2 separate regions of the Homo sapiens genome follow, and region 2 is linked to region 1. Evidence: read pairs that join two places in POLR2A ChIA-PET (ENCODE). Cell type or tissue: K562. All regions are shown on one strand. Each heading gives the region's core, and the rest is flanking DNA. Links, peaks and the distances in the headings are about the cores only.

Evidence for each region. Peaks named below come from ENCODE experiments on the same cell type or tissue, not always from the same donor. Only the 100,000 strongest peaks of a DNase experiment are listed, where the experiment ranks them.
Region 2: POLR2A ChIA-PET joins it to region 1 with 5 read pairs; 14 of 35 experiments call an interaction of 5 or more read pairs at or near these places.

What each region holds. Positions count from the first base shown.
Region 1 is chr17:16,405,426-16,410,794 of GRCh38, forward strand. No RefSeq gene overlaps it. Among named protein-coding and RNA genes, the nearest start is that of TRPV2, 7.5 kb to the right of the region's middle. RefSeq lists enhancers at 1,555-1,734, 2,825-3,194, 3,245-3,424 and silencers at 1,965-2,044, 2,105-2,154, 2,255-2,304, 2,535-2,624. In K562, for the core only: no CTCF peak of the experiment used is centred there; a DNase peak (open chromatin) is centred at 3,076; H3K4me3 peaks cover 729 bases.
Region 2 is chr17:16,338,453-16,343,821 of GRCh38, forward strand. It overlaps CENPV (centromere protein V), which reads right to left. Exons shown (of 5, transcript NM_181716.3): 5 at 4,085-4,489. The coding sequence ends at 4,365. Among named protein-coding and RNA genes, the nearest start is that of CENPV, 12 kb to the right of the region's middle. In K562, for the core only: no CTCF peak of the experiment used is centred there; no DNase peak of the experiment used is centred there.

The DNA.
Region 1 (5,369 bases), core at 157-5,156:
GGTCAGACACTGCCAACGGCAACTGCAGCAAGAATAAGAAACAGTCCCTTCAAAGGAGCCAGGGGTACAGGTGCGCATCACGGAACTCCACTCCCGTGGAGACACAGCCAGGGGTGCAAGGATCGAAATCAGATTAGTGATTATCAGAGACTGGCGGCAGGTGAGGAGGGTGCAAAGGGGCACCAGGGCACTTTTTTATTTTTTTGAGACGTTGTCTCACTCTTGTCACCGAGACTGGAGTGCAGTGGCCTGATCTCGGCTCACTGTAACCTCCGCCTCACGGGTTCTAGCGATTCTCCTGCCTCAGCCTTCCAAGTAGCTGGGATTACAGGTGTGTGCCACCACTCCCGGCTAATTTTTTCTATTTAGTGGAGATGGGGTTTCACCATGTAGGTCAGGCTGGTTTCGAACTCCTGACCTTAGATGATCCACCGGCCTCGGCCTCCCAAAGTACTGGGATTACAGGTGTGAGCCACCGCGCACCAGAACACATTTTGGGGTGATGGAAATTCACTATATGTTAATTATGGTGCTGCCGGGCGCGGTGGCTCACGCCTGTAATCCCAGCACTTTGAGAGGCCGAGGTGGGCGGATCACGAGGTCAGAAGAGCGAGACCATCCTGGCTAACACGGTGAAACCCCGTCTCTACTAAAAATACGAAAAATTAGCCAGGCGTGGTGGCGGGCACCTATAGTCCCAGCTACTCGGGAGGCCGAGGCAGGAGAATGGCGCGAACCCCGGAGGCGGAGCTTGCAGTGAGCCGAGATTGCACCACTGCACTCCAGCCTGGGCAACAGAGCAAGACTCCGTCTCCAAAAAAATTAATAAAAAGAAAGAAAGAGAGAGAGAAAGAAAGAAAGAAAAGAAGGGAAGGAAGGAAGGGAGGGAGGGAGGGAGGGAAGGGAAGGAAGGAAGGAAGAAAGAAGAAAGAAAGAAAGAAAAAGAAAGAAAGAAAGGAAAGAGAAAGGAAGGAAGAAAGAAAGGAAGGAAGGAAAGAGTTGGCCGCCATGGCTCACGAAAAAAAGAAAGAAGGAAAGAAAGAAAGAAAGAAAGAAAGAAAGAAAGAAAGAAAGAAAGAAAGAGTGTTGGCCTGCAGAGGTGGCTCACGCCTGTAATCTCAACATTTTGAGAGGCCAAGGCCGGCAGATCACTGAGGTCAGGAGTTCGAGATTAGCCTGGCCAACATGGTGGAATCTGGTCTCTACTAAAAATTCAAAAACTAGCCAGGTGTGGTGGTGGGCACCTGTAATCCCAGCTACTCGGGAGGCTGAGGCAGGAGAATTTCTTGAACCCGGGAGGTGGAGGCTGCAGTGAGCCGAGATCATGCCACTGCACTCCAGCCTGGGCAGAGCGAGACTCCGTCTCAAAATAAATAAATAAATAAATAAATAAATAAATAAATAAATAAATAAGCCAGACATAGTGGCGCGCGCCTGTTGTCCCAGCTAACTGGAGGCTGAGGCAGGAGGATCGCTTGAGCCCGGGAGATGGAGGCTGCAGTGAGCCGTGATGGGGCCGCTGCACTCCAGCCTGGGCAACGGAGCAAGACCCTGCCTCGAAAGAAAGCGTCCCAAGGCGCCTGGCTCACCGCTCCAGAGCGCGCTCCCGGGTCGGCCTCCGCCCTCCAAGCCGGAGGGAAATGCTGTGGTCCCGCCGTCCGCCTGCATCCTCCAGTTCCTTTGGAGGGCAGGGGAGTGGAGCCCACAGGCTCTGACACCCTTACAGTCCAGCTCTGTGACTTGGGGAAGGGAGTGGCGCATGAGGAGGGCGAAGCTGGAGTCCAAAGGAAGGTCCTTCCGTTCCCGCCCCCGACCCGGGATCCGCCGAAGCGACTGCGGAGGCGGGTCCCAGGCCTGTCCCAGGAGGGGGTGTCCGGGAGGGGGACCGATGCCTACGTCAGACAGGAGGGCAGGGGACTCGCGGGATTCGTGGGGAAGCGAGAGGGGAAAGAGCAGGGAACGTGCGCTGGGGACGCGGCCGAGGCGCAGTGGGAGGGGGCCCAGGATTCTGGGTAGTTAGTTGGGCGGGGGGCGGGGATGCGCCTGAAGCTCGGTAGCGAGAGGTACTGGGGTCGCGGTGGGAGTCTTAGCAGAACCGCGGTGGAGCCTACTACCCGAGGGACGGGGTAGGGGGCGCGGCTGAGGCAGGTCGGGGTGTGAGGGGTGGGAGGCGCGGCTGAAGTGGGATGGAAGGGCGTGGAGAGGCGAGGGTGGGAGGCGTGGCTGAGGTGGGATGAGAAGAAAGTAGCGAAGTGAGGGGTAGGGGAGGCAGAGGCAAGGGTGGGAGGGAGATGGGGGTGAGGGGTGGGGGGGTGAGGGGTGGAGGAGCCGGAGGAGGGGTGAGGCAGATGAGGGTGAGGGGTCGGGGGATGAGGGGTGGAGGAGGCAGAGGTGAGGGTGGGAGGGAGGTGGGGGTGAGGGGTAGTGGGGTGAGGGGTGGAGGAGGCAGAGGTGGGGTGGGAGGCAGGTGGGGGTGAGGGGTAGGGGAGGCGGATATGGGGTGGGAGGCAGGTTGGGGGGTAAGGGGTGGAGGAGTTGAAGGCTGGAGGGGTCAGTGGTGGGGGAGGAGGAGGTGCGGTGGGAGGCAGGTGGAAGCGTGAGGGGTGGGGAGGCAGAGGCGGTTGGGAATGCATCCTGTGCCTGCGGAAATTGGGGAAATTCCCCAGAGGGGTAGGGGCTTGGGGCTGGGCTCCCAGATTTGGCCAAGACCTGGCTGTAGCTATTCTGGGTCCTGGGAGAGACGGAACGTCCGGGCCTGGCTGAGCTGTGGCCTCTGGGGCTCCCTGGGGCGGTATGGGAAGGGGCCATGCTTTGCGTGAGAAATTATCTCAGGCTGGGCAGGCTGTGCCCAGCCAGCTGGTCCCCTTGCCCTCCAGGAGGTGTCTGGTCCCCTTTGGTCCTCTCTGGCCCTGTTTGAGGACCAGCTAGCATTTTTTTTTTTCTCCGCTGCCTCAGTCTTCCTTGCTCCAGGAAGCCTGTGCTGCCTGCTAAACTGCCTTATTCGTATTTCTTTTCTGTGAGATTCAGACACAATCTTCTCAGGGAAGCTTCATCTGGCCAGTTAGACATAGCCCCAGCCCTGGCTTGGGGCCAAGTTTCGGAATTAGTACAAAGAGAAGCAAAGGCTGCAGGTCCAGGCCCTGGCTTGTCTACACCGCTCCAGCCCCTACCCCCAGCACCCTCAAGTGTCCCATCTTTTTTTACTTTTAAGGCCAGGGCAGTTTCCACCTTCCAGACCCTGAAATGCTCTCTCCCAACTCTTTTTTTAATTTATATTATGCACAGGCTTTAGACATGTCTTGCACATGTGAGTTGGATATTTTTCTACATCTAAAAGAGATGCCAATTTTATTTTTTAAAGCCAGTGGCAAAAATTTCAAACAGGCAGGGCGCGGTGGCTCATGCCAGTAATCCCAGCACTTTGGGAGGCCCAGGCGGGCGGATCACCTGAGGTCGGGAGGTCGAGACCAGCCTGACCAATATGGGGAAACCCCATCTCTACTAAAAATACAAAATTAGCCGGGCATGGTGGCACATGCTTGTAATCTCAGCTACTCGGGAGGCTGAGGCAGGAGAATCACTTGAACCCAGGAGGCGGAGATTGCGGTGAACTGAGATCCTGCTATTGCACTCCAGCCTGAGCAACAAGAGTGAAACTCCGTCTCAAAAAAAAAAAAAAAGACCGGGCGCGATGGCTCACACCTGTAATCTCAGCACTTTGGGAGGTCGAGGTGGGTGGATCACCTGAGCTCAGGAGTTCGAGACCAGCCTGCCCAACATGGCGAAACGCTGTCTCTACTAAAAATACAAAAAATCAGCCAAGCGTGGTGGCGGGCGCCTGTAATCCCAGCTACTCGGGAGGCTGAGGCAGGAGAATCGCTTGAACCTGGGAGGCAGAGGTTGCAGTGAGCCGAGATCGCACCACTGCACTCCAGCTGGGCGATGAGCAAAAACTCCGTCTCAAAAAATAATAATAAAAATAAAAAATAAAAAAATAAAAAAATTTCAAATAGTACAAAGGATGCACCTTATGTGCCTTCCCATCCCTGACCTCTAGTTCCCTGCTCCGGAGGACACATCTGCTACATATTTTGGTGACCTCTCTTTGCTCTTATTAAAAATCTATCTGAAAATAAATTCAAATAAAAGAAACATTTATAAAAAGTTACAAAGTGAAATGAAGCACAATAGGAAAGATAGGGTATAAAGCCTGCTTGGGGTAGATTTTCGTTAGGCGGACACTGGACTGAGTGAGGCTTCTTTTTTTTTTTGGTTTCTTTTTTTTTTTGAGACGGAGTCTGGCCCTGTTGCCCAGGCCGGAGTGCAGTGGCATGATCTCGGCTCACTGCAAGCTCCGCCTCCTGGGTTCACGCCATTCTCCTGCCTCAGCCTCCCCAGTAGCTGGGACTACAGGCGCCCGCTGATTTTTTGTATTTTTAGTAGAGACGGTGTTTCACCGTGTTAGCCAGGATGGTCTCGATCTCCTGACCTCGTGATCCGCCCACCTCGGCCTCCCAAAGTTTTTTTCGTTTCTTTTAATGGAGTCGGAGTCTGGCACTATCTCCCAGGCTGGACTGCAGTGGCGCAATCTCGGCTCACTGCAACCTCTGCCTCCCAGGTTCAAGCAATTCTCTTACCTCAGCCTCCAGAGTAGCTGGGACTACAGGTGCACGCCGCCATGCCTGGCTAATTTGTGAAGCTTCTTGAAATATGAATCCAGTGGTATTCAGATTGAGGAAGTCTTGCTTCCCTGCTTGATTCACTTCCCACTAAAAACACAGGCATTCTTCCCTACACAGGGGACTTTTTAAAACAAAGATATAATTCACATACAATTCACAAATATAAAGTGTACATTTCATTGGTCTTTTAGTGTAATTCACAGAGTTGCACAGCTGTCATCACAATCAACTTTAGAACATTTTATCTCCCGCAAAAGAAGCATCATACCTGAGCTGGGTGCATTGGCTCACGCCTGTAATCCCAGCACTTTGGGAGGCTAAGGTAGATGGCTTGAGTCTAGAAGTCTGAGACCAGCCTAGGCAATATAGTGAAAACCTGCCTTTAGAAAAAATACAAAAAAAAAAAAAAGAAAAAAAAAAAGACCCAGGTGTAGTGGCATGTGCCTGTAGCTACTTGGGAGGTCAAGGCAGGAGGATTCCCCGAGCCTGGGGAAGTCGAGGCTGCAGTGAGCCGCAGTCACGTGCCACGGCACTCCAGCCTGGGCGATGGAATGAGACACTGTCTCAAAAAAATAAAAAAAGAAGTCTCATACCTTTTAGCAGTCAGTCCTCCTTTCTACACTCGCCCCCAACATCCCCTTGCCCTAGACAACCACTTTACAGTTCCCTGTTTTGGATATTTCATAT
Region 2 (5,369 bases), core at 149-5,148, 67 kb before region 1:
GCTGTTCTATGCAACAGTTAATAATGAGGATATGTATATTGATATGAAAAGATCAAGATGTAATTAAATAAAGAAATGCAACCGAATGCAGTGGCTCCCACCTATAATCCCAGCACTTAGGGAGGCCAAGGCAGGAGGCTCACTTGAGGCCAGGAGTTTGAGAGCAGCCTGGGCAACATAGCATGACCCCATCTCTACAAAAAATTTTAAAAAATTAGCCAGGGGGTGGCACACACCTGTAGGCTGTGGTAGGACTGCTTGAAGTAAGGAGTTCAAGGTTACAGTGAGCTGTGATCACATATCCCTAAAAAAAATAATTTTTTTTTTAAGACGGAGTCTTGCTCTGTCACCCAGGCTGTAGTGCAATGGTGCGATCACAGCTCACTGCAGCCTCAACTTCCCGGGCTCAGGTGATCCTCCCACCTCAGCCTCCTGAGTAACTGGGACTACAGGTGAGCACCAACACACCCAGCTAATTTTTTTTACTTTTTATTTACTTATTTATTTATTTATTTATTTATTTTTTGAGACGGAGTCTTGCTGTCACCCAGGCTGGATTGCAATGGCACACAATCTTGACTTACTGCAACCACCGCTTCCCAGGTTCAAGCAATTCTCTTGCCTCAGCCTCCTTAGTAGCTGGGATTAAAGGTGTACACAACCATGCCCGGCTAATTTTTGTATTTTTAGTAGAGATGGGGTTTCGCCACGTTGGCCAGGCTGGGCTCAGACTCCTGATCTCAGGTGATCCACCTGCCTTGGCCTCCCAAAGTGCTGGGATTACAGGCATGAGCTACCGCGCCCAGCCTGATTTTTTGTATTTTTAGTAGAGACAGGGTTTTGCCATGTTCTCCCAAAGTACCGGAATTACAGGTGTGAGCCACCGTGCTTGGCCCCTGTATAATTTTAAAATTAAAAAAAATTAAAAATACCTGGAGTTCTGGCCTCGAAAATCCCATCCTTGTGCGTGCTGCTTCCAGTCTTGAAGAGTGAACCTGGCCATCAGTGATTCTGAAGAGACAGTGACCACATAGAACCCAGCACAGCAAACTGAGAAACTGCCATTTTTATTGTATTTTATTGTTTCCTGTAGAGATGGGGGGGTCTCACTACATTGCCCAGTCTGGTCTTGAACTCTAGGGCTTAAGCAATCCTCCTGCCTCAGCCTTCCATAGTGCTGTATTACAGGTGTGAGCCACCATGCCTGGCCTGGCCATCTGTATTTTTTTTGTTTGTTTGTTTTTTGTTTTTGAGACAGAGTCTCACTCTGTCTTCCAGGCTGGAGTGCAGTGGCATCATCTCAGCTTACTGCAACCTCTGCCTCCTGGGCTCAAGCCATTCTCCTGCCTCAGCCTCCTGAGTAGCTGGGATTACAGATGCCCAACACCACGCCCAGCTAATTTTTGTATTTTTAGTAGAGACGAGGTTTCACCATGTTGGCCAGGCTGGTCTTGAACTCCTGACCTCAGGTGATCCACCGGTCTTGGCCTCCCAGAGTGCTGGGATTACAGGTGTGAGCCACCACACTCGGCATTTTTTTTTAATTTTTTTTTTTTTTCCTCAGAGACCTTTGTTCTGAGATCTTTATTCCCTCTCCCTGTTCTTTTTCCTTGTCTAGTCTACCTCACAAATCATTTCATGAGTAATTTCCCTAAAGCAAAGAGCAAATATTTATTAAGCATTTGCCATTATTTGTACTCAGTATTTGGTAATGGCAGGAATGTTTGAGGAAAGCTAATATGTTAGTAATATGGAGCAATGTGAAGTTAAGAAGAGAGGGAGATGGCAACCAATCAGAAGACTATATGAGGCCAGGCTTTATTCATCCTGTTCAGAGGTGGTCACAGCTTCCCAATGCCTGCAAAATAAAGGCCAAATTCCTGAGCCTAATATCCAAGACCATCCAGTCTATCCTCAACATACCTTTCTGATATCTTCATTACTTCTTCCCATTAAAAGCCTCCAATTCAGCCAATTTTTTTTTTTTTTTTTTTTTTTTGAGATGGGGTCTTGCTGTGTCTCCCAGGGTGGAATGCATGACACCATCATAGCTCACTGCAGTCTCAAAACTCCTGGGCTCATGTGGCCCTCAGCTTCCTAAGTAGCTGCAACTACAGGTGTGCACCACCACATGCAGCTTCAGCCTGGCTTTTGCATGTGTGCGTACCTGTTCAGTTACTTCTCCTGTCTCCTTAAACCTTGCTTCCTTTATTGATTGATTGATTGAATGATTGATTGAGACGGAGTTTTGCTCTTGTTGCCCAGGCTGGAGTGCAATGGCACGAACTCGGCTCACTGCAACCTCTGCCTCCCGGGTTCAAGCAATTCTGCCTCAGCCTCCCGAGTAGCTGGGATTACAGGCGCCCGCCACCATGCCCAACTAATTTTTGTATTTTTAGTAGAGACAGGGTTTCACCACATTGGCCAGGCTGGTCTTGAACTCCAGATCTCAGGCCATCCACCAGCCTCGGCCTCCCAAAGTGCTGGGATTACAGGCGTGAGACACCATGCCCAGCTGAAATCTTGCTTCCTTTAAAAATAGGATCAAAGTTGTTGTTTCATGGGTACAGAGTTTCAGTTTTGCAAGGTGAAGAGTTCTGGAGATGGATGGCAATGATGGCTACACAACAATGTGAATGTACTTAACACTGCTGAATTGTACACTTAAAAATGGTTAAGGCCAAGTGCAGTGGCTCATGCCTGTAATCACAACACTTTGAGAGGCCGAGGCAGGAGGACTGCTTGAGCCCAGGAGTTTGAGACCAGCCGGGGCAACATGGAGTGACCTTGTCTTTACAAAAAATATTAGCCGGATGTGGTGGCACACACCTGTAGTCCCAGCTACTCCAGAAGCTAAGAGGGGGGAGATCTCAAGTCTAAGTCAAGGTTACAGTGAGCCATGTTCATGTATTGCACTGCAGCCTAGGTGACCGAGCAAGACAGTCTCAAAATAACTAAAGAGAGAGATTCTGTCTCTAAATAAATTAACAGTTTATGGTAAATTTTATGTGTATTTTACAACTGAAAAAGAAATTAGAAGCTGATTTAACTTTTTAAAGATAGACTCAAATCGTACTCTCCTCAAGGCTTCCCTGAGTTCTCTCCTTTGAACTCTTAGAGCTCTTATTATCTTTACAGCTCACATGGATTGTAACCATTCACAATTTTTTTTTTTTTTTTTTTTTTTGAGACAGAGTCTTTTTCTGTCAGCCAGGCTGGAGTGCAGTGGCGCAATCTTGGCTCACTGCAACCTCTGCCTCCTGGATTCAAGCAATTATCCTGCCTCAGCCTCCTGAGTAGCTGGGATTACAGGCGCCCGCCACCACGCCTGGCTAATTTTTGCATTTTTAGTAGAAACAGGGTTTCACCATGTTGGCCAGGCTGGTCTCAAACACCTGATCTCAGGTGATCCACCTGCCTTGGCCTCCCAAAGTGCTGGAATTACAGGCGTGAGCCACAGTGCCCAGCCTTTTTTTTTTTTTTTGTAGATGGAGTCTCGCTCCATCACCCAGGCTGGAGTGCAGTGGTGCAATCTCCACTCACTGCAACCTCTGCCTCCTGGGTTCAAGTGATTCTCCTGCCTCAGCTTCACAAGTAGCTGGGACTACAGGCACATGCCACCATGCCCAGCTAATTTTTGTAATTTTAGTAGAGACGGGGTCTCAACACATTGGCCAGGCTGGTCTTGAACTCCTGACCTCAAGTAATCCACCCGCCTCAGCCTCCCAAAGTGCTGGGATTACAGGTGTGAGCCACCATGCCCTGCCACAATCTTCCATTTTTAATAATTGTTTATCTTATGTCTTCTTTCCAATTTAGCTACACATTTTTTTCTTTTTTCTTATTTTTTTTTTGAGACAGTCTCATTCTGCCACCCAGGCTGGAGTGCAGTAGCACGAACACAGCTCACTGCAGCCACAACCTCCTGGGCTCGATCAACCCTCCGGAGTAGCTGGAACTACAGGCTTAAGCCACAATGCCTGGTGGCAAACATCTTGATAGTGCTGAGTATATATCTGCTATTAATCGACTGGCCTCAGAAGCAAATCACAGTACAAAAGAAATGATAAACCAAAGTGACTGCTTTAATGTTAAAAATATTTATTTTTTTTCCTAAAAGATCACACAAAAGTTGGGAAGAGAAGGATGTCAATTAGACTACATCAAAATCTGGGCAGAGGGAGGACAAAGAGCTGCCTAAAGAAACTGGTAGCTGGAGCAAACTGCAGAGATCAAGATGACCCTAGTCAACGGAACCAGCAGCCCAGGTCAGCCACATTCAGGAGCACCACCGAGGCACGGCAGGGAGAGCAAAGTTGCTGGCCCCAATCATTCCTCCTTTTCAGGGCAGGAGAGGCAGAAGCTCACTCTTTAGACATGTTCTTGATGGTCTTGTGCTCTTTCATGGCCTTCTCCCAATCGCTGCCATTGAATTCCTCAGTGACCATACTCCGCACAGTGCCCTCATCCAGGCAGTGGGGGGCAATTCCTACGAGAAAGTGGCACAGACAAAGGGGGATCCTCAGTATGGGTGAGACCAGATGGTGTACCGGCTCCTGGATAAGCCCCCACCTGCAGGCATCATCACGCTACACATTAGGGCTTCCAAAGGATATGCCACAGCTTATGGCTTCAGTGATGAGACCCACAGGCTGCCAGCTGGCTCGGAAAGCACTGGCTCCAGCCTACCGCTTCAGCCCTCTGACTCACTTTCCTCAACTGCCAGATGGGAATCACACTCCCTGAGCCAGGTTTGGCCAAGGCTAGACAACATTCAATACCAAGTTGAGAGTACAACATGCAGAAAGGCACAGCCCAGAGCAATCTCTGACTGGCAGCCTGAAGAATTCACAGGCCTTTCCTGTGTTTAGATAGATAACTTTCTTTCCTTTTTTTTCAGATGGAGTTTAGCTCTTGTTGCCCAGGCTGGAGTACAATGGCGTGATCTTGACTCACTGCAACCTCTGCCTTACGGGTTCAAGTGATTCTCCTGCCTCAGCCTCCCAAGTAGCTGGGAATACAGGCGTGCGCCACCAAGCCTGGCTAATTTTGCATTTTTAGTAAAGATGGGGTTTCTCCATGTTGGTTAGGCTGGTCTCGAACTCCCGACCTCAGGTGAGCCACCATGCCTGGCCTCAGATAGATAACTTTCTAAGAATTAAATGTCTTCCCATTTGCACAGGATTTCATACTTTTCAACTCTTTCCTGTTCTGCAAGGTAGACAGGAAGGAGTCTCCATGTGACAGATGAGGAACAGGAGGCCCTGAAGCAATGGGGGAGCGGTAAGGATGACATCCTGCCCTGCCCTGCCTCCCCCACCTCCCCTGTCCGCTCCCCACCACCATAAGGCAAAAGACACTGACAGTCA